Linked DNA regions of Homo sapiens: region 2 is linked to region 1. The links are chromatin loops, found by intact Hi-C in ENCODE. Cell type or tissue: heart left ventricle. All regions are shown on one strand.

Evidence for each region. A loop is a pair of places that touch in the nucleus more often than their neighbours do. Peaks named below come from ENCODE experiments on the same cell type or tissue, not always from the same donor. Only the 100,000 strongest peaks of a DNase experiment are listed, where the experiment ranks them.
Region 2: a loop joins it to region 1, with 5 times the contacts of the local background. A loop is called at or near these places in 9 of 110 quality-filtered maps.

The regions. Positions count from the first base shown.
Region 1 is chr18:23,356,157-23,361,156 of GRCh38, forward strand. It overlaps SLC35D4 (solute carrier family 35 member D4), which reads right to left. Exons shown (of 15, transcript NM_032933.6): 12 at 438-507. Among named protein-coding and RNA genes, the nearest start is that of SLC35D4, 79 kb to the right of the region's middle. RefSeq lists an enhancer at 2,596-2,715. In heart left ventricle, a CTCF peak has its summit at 2,907 (motif pointing left); DNase peaks (open chromatin) are centred at 2,035 and 2,875; H3K4me3 peaks cover 1,252 bases; H3K27ac peaks cover 3,069 bases.
Region 2 is chr18:22,928,035-22,933,034 of GRCh38, forward strand. The region is part of intron 1 of RBBP8-AS1 (RBBP8 antisense RNA 1); the gene reads right to left. It also overlaps a transcript of RBBP8 not described here. Among named protein-coding and RNA genes, the nearest start is that of RBBP8, 2.8 kb to the right of the region's middle. RefSeq lists an enhancer at 1,640-1,689. In heart left ventricle, a CTCF peak has its summit at 2,232 (motif pointing right); a DNase peak (open chromatin) is centred at 2,257; H3K4me3 peaks cover 552 bases; H3K27ac peaks cover 136 bases.

The DNA.
Region 1 (5,000 bases):
GGAGGTTATTTTGGAGGTTGCCTTAAGGAGCAAGAAGGAGGCCAAGGGGAAAGCTGAGCGGGTGGGATTCTGAACCCAAATCTTCCCTTGAACTGGATCCATTTCATCAGTTTTATATATTGGAGTTCTATGTGAGATTTGCTTGTGGAGGAGGAAAAAAGTGGGAGAATCCTAGCTCTAGAGCAAGCGCGAAAATCACTGTCTTGGCGGAGGGACTTCCATGGGCCAGGGGTCCTGGCAGGGCCCAAGCTGGCCCTGAGCATCTAAGGGTGCTAAGTGACAGCCTGCTGGTGACATAATGACTGCTTCCTTGCCTGCATCCACCACCACTCTCTCCTGCCACTCACTCAGGTCACTAGCAGTGACCCTGAACTTCACAGAGAGGAAGACACAGCGGACAGCACAGAAAGCATACAAATGAGTGAGCTTACGATTACCTGGCACAGCAGCTACCATGGAATCTGTAGAAGTACAGGAATGGGAAGTCCAGGACGCTGAAGAGATCACCTGAGGGGAACAGCAATGGTGAAACAGTGACCCATGAGGCCTCACATGACCCTCTGCCCCATTGCCCCAGGAAATGCAAGGAAGGCGTCTTTAGCAGTCCTGTGCTTTCAGTCCCCTGGCATTGAATTCACTCCAGCATTCCCAGGGATTCTGTTACTGACATTGTCTTATCATGGTAATAACAGTATGATAATAATAATGCCCATTTAGTGAGAGCATGCCTTGTGCAGGGCCCAATACTAAAATCTTTATGTATTTATCTCTTTCAATCTTAGTAACAACTCTGTGAGGTTCTATTGTGCCCATTTAAACTAAGGCTCAGAGAAGTTAAGAAACATGGCTAAGATTGCACAACTCTTAAACAATGGAGCCAGAATGTTAACTCCAGTCAATCCAAACCTTAGGCTGTCTCCTCTCTACCAGGCAGCCAACCCTGCACAAGGGAGCATGCAGGATAAAAGAATCTTTTTCAAGACTCTTTTCTTCTTTTCTGCCTTATATCTAAAAAAAGGTCATGAATGTACTGCCCTGACATTTTTTTTTTCATTTTTATGTTTAATGACTGCAAGAACAGCACGGGGGCCAGACCAACTGTGCAAATTCATTTTAGTTTGAGGTCCAAAGGGTACATTTGTTTCTTGTGAAGTAAGTTCATTCTTTTAGTTCCACTTGGTGCAAGAGGAAATAATCACACATATTGGCTGCTTCCCTCTCTGGAATTTGAACTTGGTCACAAACAAGAAGTCAGGAGATTAAAAAAGCAGAAAGCCTTCCAAAAATGTCCGGAGAAAAGGAATTAAGCATTTCCACAGCAGATAGCTTGTCTTCCAAATCTGGAATTTCTGAACCCCTTGGAGAGCCTGGTCTTCCAGACCCCTGGGCCTTGGCCTGTCTCTCAGTTCTGGGGGCCTGGGGGAGAGGGCTGATTTTCCTAAGTATTGCTAGTATATTAAGTGTACAGTGGAACACACAGGCAGCATTTCCTTCACCACTACGCTATTAATCAAGGGTTTCAGATCAAAAGACATGATGGGCTCCTATGCTTTCTTGGAGACCCAAACGATCTCAAATGATTCAACTATCTATTGGTAAGGAAAGTTCTGAGTTCAATTTCTTTGGAGGGCTTTTTAAAATTATGACTGTTATTTTCTTTGTGTTGTTTCTGCGAGTGAGTGTGTGTTTAACTACAAGGAAGGGATTTCTTGGGATCTGGTTTTCATGAAGCCCAACAAGATTTCTTGTTCTCTTTCAGCCACGATTCCTCTGAATAGCTCTACTGTCAAACCGTGTTGGTAGAGGGAATTTGTAAATGACAACATCAGTTGTCATTTAGTGTGCGAAGAGCGTGGATATATTCTGAAGTCCCTTTCCCCATAGAAGTGATAGGCAAGGGTGCCCTGGGGACCCCAGACCTAGAGAGTGGCCAGAGCCCTCCATTCAGGCAAAGTGGAGGGAGAGTCTGTCCACGTCCATGGAGAATTCGTTCCGTCTCTTTGGCAGCTGTGTGCTCTTGGCCCTTTCCCAGTTTCCTTCTCAGTGTGAGAGGAACTGCAGCGCAGCCAATGTGATAATGAGGAACGGCGGAGAGGGAGACGAATGAAACTTAGGACCTTGAGTCCTCTCAGGCTTCACCCCTCTCAGCACCCAGTCTTTCATCAGAAATGCTCCAGCAGGGTGAACGGGACTCATGGCGCGTGGCAGCTTTTACAGCCCAGCCCAGGCTTTGGAGGGGGTCTAAAGAGCAGAAGTGTGGTCAGAGGAAGACTAGGAGGGAGGAAAAGAAAGAAAGAAAAAAAAACACAGTCCTCGGGAAATCATAACCCCCACCCAAATCCTGAAAACTGACCCCATAATGAGAGAGAGAAAATAAGAATAGCTAGCCCTTACCTTTGAGCCATTTCTAAAACCATCACACATTGGTTTCTCACACACCACTTAGCTGACTTCACACCTGTCCCTCCTCCTCCTAGAATTAGCGAGTCCTTGAGAGTGGGGATGCTATTTTCCTCACCCCTGCACCCACTGTGTGTCAGCACCATAACCAATATACCCAGCACACAGCAAGCACTACCAAACCAAGAGTATTGGAAAGACCTGATCATCTCTTGCCTTCCCTAGAGCTAATGTTCTAGTTTCCAGCTGGCTCTGTGGTCCTCAATTTCAAGCTGACCTCAAATATTCCCCTTCGATGCCTTCCACCTGGCTTCTCTTTTGCTAAAGTAGTACTCCTAAGCAGAGAGGGTGCACGGCAACCCAGGAACAGCAAATGTTAGTGACTGTGCTATAAATACCCCCGGAAGAGGTTGCAGCGTGTGGCTGGCTGGCCCCAGCCACATGCAAACTCGATCCAGGAGTCTGCTGCAAAACAACACTCCTGCACCATCTAGTGCTGAACTACACGGCTTAAGCACAAATCAAGTGGCTAAAGAGTTTGTAAACAAGGCTGGGCGCGGTGGCTGACGCCTGTAATCCCAGCACTTTGGGAGGCTGAGGTGGGTGAATCACGAGGTCAGGAGTTCAAGACCAGCCTGGCTAAGATGGTGAAACCCCATCTCTACTAAAAATACAAAAATTAGCTGGGCGTGGTGGCGGGTGCCTGTAATCCCAGCTACTCAGGAGGCTGAGGCAGAGAATTGCTTGAATCTGGGAGGCAGAGGTTGCAGTAAGCCGAGATTGTCCCACTGCACTCCAGCCTGGGCGACAGAGTGAGACTCCATCTCAAAAAAAAAAAAAAAAAGAGTTGTAAACATGTTTTGCTACAGCAACACGCGGCTTATGCAATGGAGTCCGAGTTAGGCCCTCACTGTTGTGTTCTGCAGTTACAATTCTGCTGACTCTGAGTGAGCGAGTGAATCCCATCTTTCTAAAGATTACAAAGCATGAAATTGCCATGGTGAAAAGTGTGACACAATATTACCACATTCGAGACTAACTGATATTTGAACGTGAAGAAAATTTCCTCTCATGTTCTCGCCCTCAAAACTGGCAGGAAAACAGGAGGTCGGTTCCAAGCAGTAATTAGTGCTGCTTGCTCTGTCTCACACATGAGCCACAGACACACCAGGTAACAAGGTTGTTTCTGGGTCAGATTCCTGAGTCTCCCTGCTCCTCTTGTTCCGTGAAATTCTCTAGAGCTCTCTTGAACACCACAGCTAAGGGGCCCCATACAAATAGGAAGTATAAACTCTTTAACAGGGGAAATTTCCTCTACTATACTTAAAAGAGTGCAAGGGGGAAAGGTGATCCTCTTCTCAAGGAAGGTTCTGAGATTCTCGGAGCAAACTCTGTGGTGGGGCCCATGCTGAGGGCATGAAGAACTGTCTGCCTGAGTCCCACCACCGCTGCCAGCGCACTCCAAAGGTGCACCTGCAAGAGAGCTCCTCCTTCCAATCACTCAGGAGTGAGTGAGGAGGGAAGCTCAGTCAAAAGCACTATCCAGAAGCCCTCACACACCCTCTAGAAGAGTTAAAATAGGACTGACAATGTTAAATGCTGGTAAGGATGTGGAGCAACTGGAACTCTCACATACTGCTGGGTGGGAGTGGAAAATGGTACAAACACTTTGGAAAACATCCTTTCTTAGAAAGTGAAACATACATCTACTCTAAGACCCAGTAATCCTATTCTGAAATGTTCATCCAAGAGACGTGAAAACATAAGTCACAAAAAGGCTGGTATGAGAATGTTCAGAGCAGCCTCAAGCTGGGAACAGCCCAGGTGAGCATCAACAGGTAAATGGATAAACAAACGTGGTATATGCATACAATGGAACCCTACCAGCAACAAAAAGGAACAAACTCATGATATACGCAACAACATGAATGAATCTCTAAACATTGTGCTTCATGAGCCAGACACAAAAAGTACTGATGATTCCATTTATAACAGCTTGAGAATAGACAGAACTTATCTATGGTAACAGATATCAGATCCATAGAGGTCTCATGGTGTGGAGAGGGAGTGACTAGGAAGCTTTCTGCAGTGACAGAAATGTTTTATATCTTGATGGGGTATAAGTTACGCAGGTGTGTAGATTTGCCAAAATTGATCGAGCTATACATTTAACATGTATATTTCATATATGTAAATTACATATCAATTTAAAAATGTTTTTAAAGTACTACCAAATAACTAAGATACAGGTAATAAAAGAAGGGGCTGGGTGCAGCAGCTCACGCCTGTAATCCTAGCACTTTGGGAGGCCAAGGCGGGTGGATCACTTGAGGTCAAGAGTTCAAGACCAGCCTGACCAACATGGTGGAACCCCGTCTCTACTAAAAATACAAAAATTAGCTGGGCGTGGTGGCGGGCACTTGTAATCCTAGCTACTTGGGAGGCTGACACAGGAGAATCACTTGAACCCAGGAGGCAGAGGTTGCAGTGAGCAGAGATTGTGCCACTGTACTACAGCCTGGGCAAGAGAGTTCGAGACTTTGTCTCAAAAAAAAAAAAAAAAAAAAAAGAAAAAGAAAAATAGAAAAAAAGAAGGGGTA
Region 2 (5,000 bases), 430 kb before region 1:
TCCGTCTCTACTAAAGACACAATAATTAGCTAGGCAGGTGCCTGTAATCCCAGCTACTCGGGAGACTGAGGCATGAGGATTGCTTGAATCTGGAGGGTGAAGGCTATCATAAGCTGAGATCGCGCCACTGCACTCCAGCCTGGGGGACAGAGTAAGACTTTGTCTCCAAAAAAAAAAAAAAGTAGGAAAACAGAAGAATAAAGAAAGCACAGTCTGACATCAAGGAGCCCAGCTGAAGATTAAAAACACAAAAATAATTACAATATAATGGTGTTAAGTGCAATGATAAAGATATATATTGAGGGCATGGGAGAATGAGGAAGGCCATTTGTGAAAGGGTATAGAAAGGAAGGATGAAGAGAGATGTTAGGTTAGTCGCCTGAAAGAGGTAGTGCCTGAGCTGAGACTTAAAAGAATAAGAAAGATGAAGTGTAACAAATGGGGGTGAAAGTAATTCCAAGAGAAAAACATTGTATGAGCCAAGAGTAAGACACAGCCAAGGGAAGGAGAGAGGAATAAAAGCAGTTTCCTGTTGAAAGAGGGAAAGAGCAAGGGGTACAGCAGAGACTGTGCAAGGATAAGAGCTTGTGTGACATTTTAAAGAAACTGATTTTTAACCTTTAGGCAATAGCCTTTTTTTCTTTTTTTTTTTTGAGACACAGTCTCGCTTTGTCGCCCATGCTGGAGTGCAGGGGTGTGATCTTGGCTCACCACAACCTCCGCCTCCTGGGTTCAAGTGATTCACCTCCCTCAGCCTCCCGAGTAGCTGGGATTACAGGTGCCTGCCACCATGCCCATCTAATTTTTGTATTTTTAGTAGAAACAGGGTTTCACCATGTTGGCCAAGCTGGTCTCAAACTCCTGACCTCAAGTGATCCAACCACCTCGGCCTCCCAAAGTGCAGGGATTATAGGCGTAAGCTACCGCACCAGTCTGGCAACAGTCTTTTGAAGAGTTTTAAGCAAAGGAATGCCAGGATCAGAAATAATGGTTTAGATGTTGGGCAGCTGTGAGACTGAATTAAGGTGAACAAGACTGGAAGCAGGGAGGCTGTTGCCTAGGTAAGAAACATCAGGGCCTCAACTAGGGCAATAAGTGAGGTTGGAAAGGAAAGCACTAATTCAAAATTATATTTAAGAGGTATCATCAGCAGAATATAGTGCCTGACTCGTCCTGACACCATGGAAAGGAGTTTGGATTTTATTCTAGGGTGATGGGAAGACCCTGAAATGCTTTAAGCAGGGAGTGTGATTTTCTGATAGATTTTAAAGAACCTCTCAGACTGCTGTTGGAGAATATACTGTAATGGAGAACAGAGTGGATAACAGATTTTTTTTTTTTTTTAAAGGAGGATATTGCCGTAGAAGAGGTTGATGGTAGCTTGAACCAGGGTGGACACAAAGGTGAGAAGCAACTGGATTGTTTGGGCAGGTGTGTGTGTGTGTGTGTGTGTGTGTGTGTGTGTGTGTGTGTGTGAAGAGACAGGCGGGTGTGTGTGTGTGTGTGTGTGTGTGTGTATGTGTGTGTGTTTAAGAGACAGGTTCTGGCTGTCATTCAGCCTATACTGCAGTTTCTCAAATCTCAAGTGAGCCTCCCGCGGGCCTCCCACAGCGTTGAGGTTACAGATATGAGCCACCCTATCTGGCCTCAGGTTGTATTTTTAACTGCAAATGGTTTTGCCTAATTCGTAGGGTTGAGAAAGAAAAAAGCAAGTTTAGGAAGATCACACTTGTGGAGCTCAATTGTCTTGTTTAATCAGGAGGCCAGGTTGTCCACCTAGAGTGAAAATAGCTTCAGAGGCTTGAGGACTGAAAATAGTAAAGGTCTGGAAGACAGCAGAGAAAATAAAAAGAGCTGAACAAAGGCTATTTTAAGGATTAACTGATGCCCTGCATGAAGTTTGAAACCATATGACTTTAGTGATATCAGTCTAACGTGATACGTCATTTTCCCTTCACAACACTCAACTACCCAGCTGCAGGAGTTAAGCATAGATTCTAGAATCTACAGGATTTCATTTGTAAATGGCTTGAGTTAGATGACTTTTAAATCTACGTGAGTTCCAAAACTTTACTTTTAAGAATCCTAGAGTCTGTACTGCTATCACACAATTTATTTTAAATTGGTGCCTAGATATACATAATGTAAACTTACCATTTTAACTATTTCACTAGTTTATTTAAATTCAGCATTCTAGCCAGGGGCCTCCAATAGGTGTGCTGGGACATTAAAAACCTAGCCCTGAAGGTGGCAGCACTGGGCCTGAGGTGACTAGTCTCAACTTCTGTTGCCACTGGATGGAAGCAGCCTCATCTTTTCATTACAATATATAACACAAGTGTTCATTTTCTAAGCATGCTGAAATTGAAAAAGTTTGGGAAGTACTGTCCTAAGCCACAACATATGAGAAACCCAGTATTATGAAGAGTTCAAAATAACTGCTTCTCTGTTAAAGATGTTTTTTCAGCAGATCTTTGGAACCTCAAAATTTATTCCATGTGGTTCTTAAAGCTTTAGAACCTATCTATGAGGATGCCCGCCATTTCCATTGTTAAAGTGGCCATATAAAATCTCATTTAAAAATCTAAGAATTTTGAATGTACCCAAAGGTTTCCATTTACATAGAAATGGGATCCACCAGGGAATGCCCATTTCATTCATTCATAGAATATTGATTTGGTGGCAGACACTGGGCTAGTTCCTGGAGATAAAAGGGTGAACAAACCTTTTTTATTTTTTATTTTTTTAATTTTAAGACAGGGTCTCTCGCTCTGTCACCTAGGCTGGAGTACAGTGGCACAATCATAGTTCACTGCAGCCTTGAACTCCTGGGCTCAAGCAATCCTCCCACCTCAGCCTCCACAGTAACTAGAACTAGAGGCACGAACCACTGTGTCCAGCTATTTTGGTTTGATTTTTAGAATAGGAGACAAGATTTCACTATGTTGCCCAAGCTCATCTTGAACTCCTGGCCTCAAGTGATCCTCTTGCCTCAGCCACCCAAAGTCTGGCCCAAGACGTGGTTTTTTATCTCAAGAAATTTACAGTCCAGTGGGGAGACAGAATTAATTAAATAACTAAAACAATAAAAACTGTAAGATGGGGAGGTTACATGGTACTGTAGGAGGATCTAGTAGAAGAGACTATTGAAATAAGATAAAAACATGATTAGTAGATAGCTGGGGCAAAGAGTGGGGGTAGGTTTGGTGGAGAACTCCAGGCAGAGACAATAGCACGCAATGGCCTAGGAGACATCAAAAGTCTAGTGAGACCAGAGGACAGAAAATGTCTGGAAATAAAGCCAAAGGGGTAGCAGAGGCAATTCAAAGGGGCTTCCTTCACAGAGTAACTGGAAGCCACTGAAAGGGTTTAAGCAGCATAGTGACATTAACAGATTTACTTTTCAAGATCACAGTAGCTGCAGTATAGAGAAGTGGTCTCAAAGTAGACACAATTTAAGGTGGAGGAGGGAAGATGTATTTTTATTCTATTTTTTATCCTTTAAAAATGCTTTTAAAATGGATTATAATCATATTAGCTAAGAAATACTAATTATGGCTAGCTTTTGGGCACATAGTATATATCTGAATACTAAGCAGTTTACATATATTCATTTAATCTTAATACCCTGTGAGGTTGGTACTATTATTATCCTCAATTTACAGGTAGGTAAAATGGGACAGCGAGCTTAAGCAGTCAGTCCAAAGTCACTCAGTAAGGAAGTATTAGAGCAGGATTTAAACCCAGATGTCTGACTTCAGAGCCTGTAACTTCATTAGATCATGTACCATTTTTCAACAGTACATGTATGTAATTTAAAATTAAATATATATATGGAGAATAGAAGTTCAAATTTTTTTCTGAACACCAGTGAAAACAAAGATTTAGGAGGGGTGGTTGGTAGCGTGGATGTGGAAAGGAGCCTAGCAGTAGACTAGGTAAGAAATAACAGTATCTTGGATTATGGAGGTAGTGATGGAGAGAAGGGGATGGATTTACATGTTTAGTAAGTAAAATTGGACTGCGTGATGGCTTGGATATGGAAGTTAGGGATGAATAAAGTGTCAAGGATGACTCTTTGGTTTCTGACTTGCATAAATGGATTAGAGAGTGAGACACAGGCAGAGGCCATAGGAACAGGTTGGGTCATTCTGCTCAGTTTTTCTTTGGACCACAGTAGAGACCACAGCACACTGCTCTTTCAATACTCTGTTAAATGACAAACTTATTACAGGTTATTTCTGTCATAAACATAAAAGCTTCACTCTGTCAATTATGTTTCCTATCTTGCGTTAAAAATTACATAGTCAAAATTTCATCCATTTTCTTTTAAAAATGTGGAGTTAAGTCTTATAAAATGGGGAAGTGAATGATAGTTGCTGTAACAGGCTAATAGAAGGTTTAGCACCCCTCTTCTGTATACTAACTTTTTAAGTTATATTTATTCATCCCTTAAGATGTGGGACAGGTGGAAAAATTACCTTTCCACTTTGTATTTATGATTTCTAAGTACTAAACTTTTAAAGCCTGTTAATATTATCCCTTCCCAGGTCTTAGAATAATTACACAAAAGTACTGGACTGGTTTAAAAGATATTTGATTCTAGTCTATTTTGTTCATTTGTAGAATTTCTAGTGGTCTAAAAACGATTCTTTTACAAATCAGGAGAAATAGGAATACCTACTATCGGTTTGAATCTCAAACGAACAGCCACAAGAAAAATGGACTTTTTAAAAAAAATTATCTAACAGCATGTTGTCCCAATAAATAATGCTGAAGGAGATTCCTTCTCGTTTCAAATTTGCCAGAAACTTCCCGTTTAACCTCAGCAAAATACAGATCGTTTTGATCTATGGCGTTACCGCACAACCCTGTCAGGTCACATCACTAAACTGCAGATAACAGCGACAAGGCCGAAAACTATGTTAGACGGATCCGCGTCCATACCCCCCATCAGTTAATTTTAACTCTTCATTCGGTACAGGTCACTCTACACATGC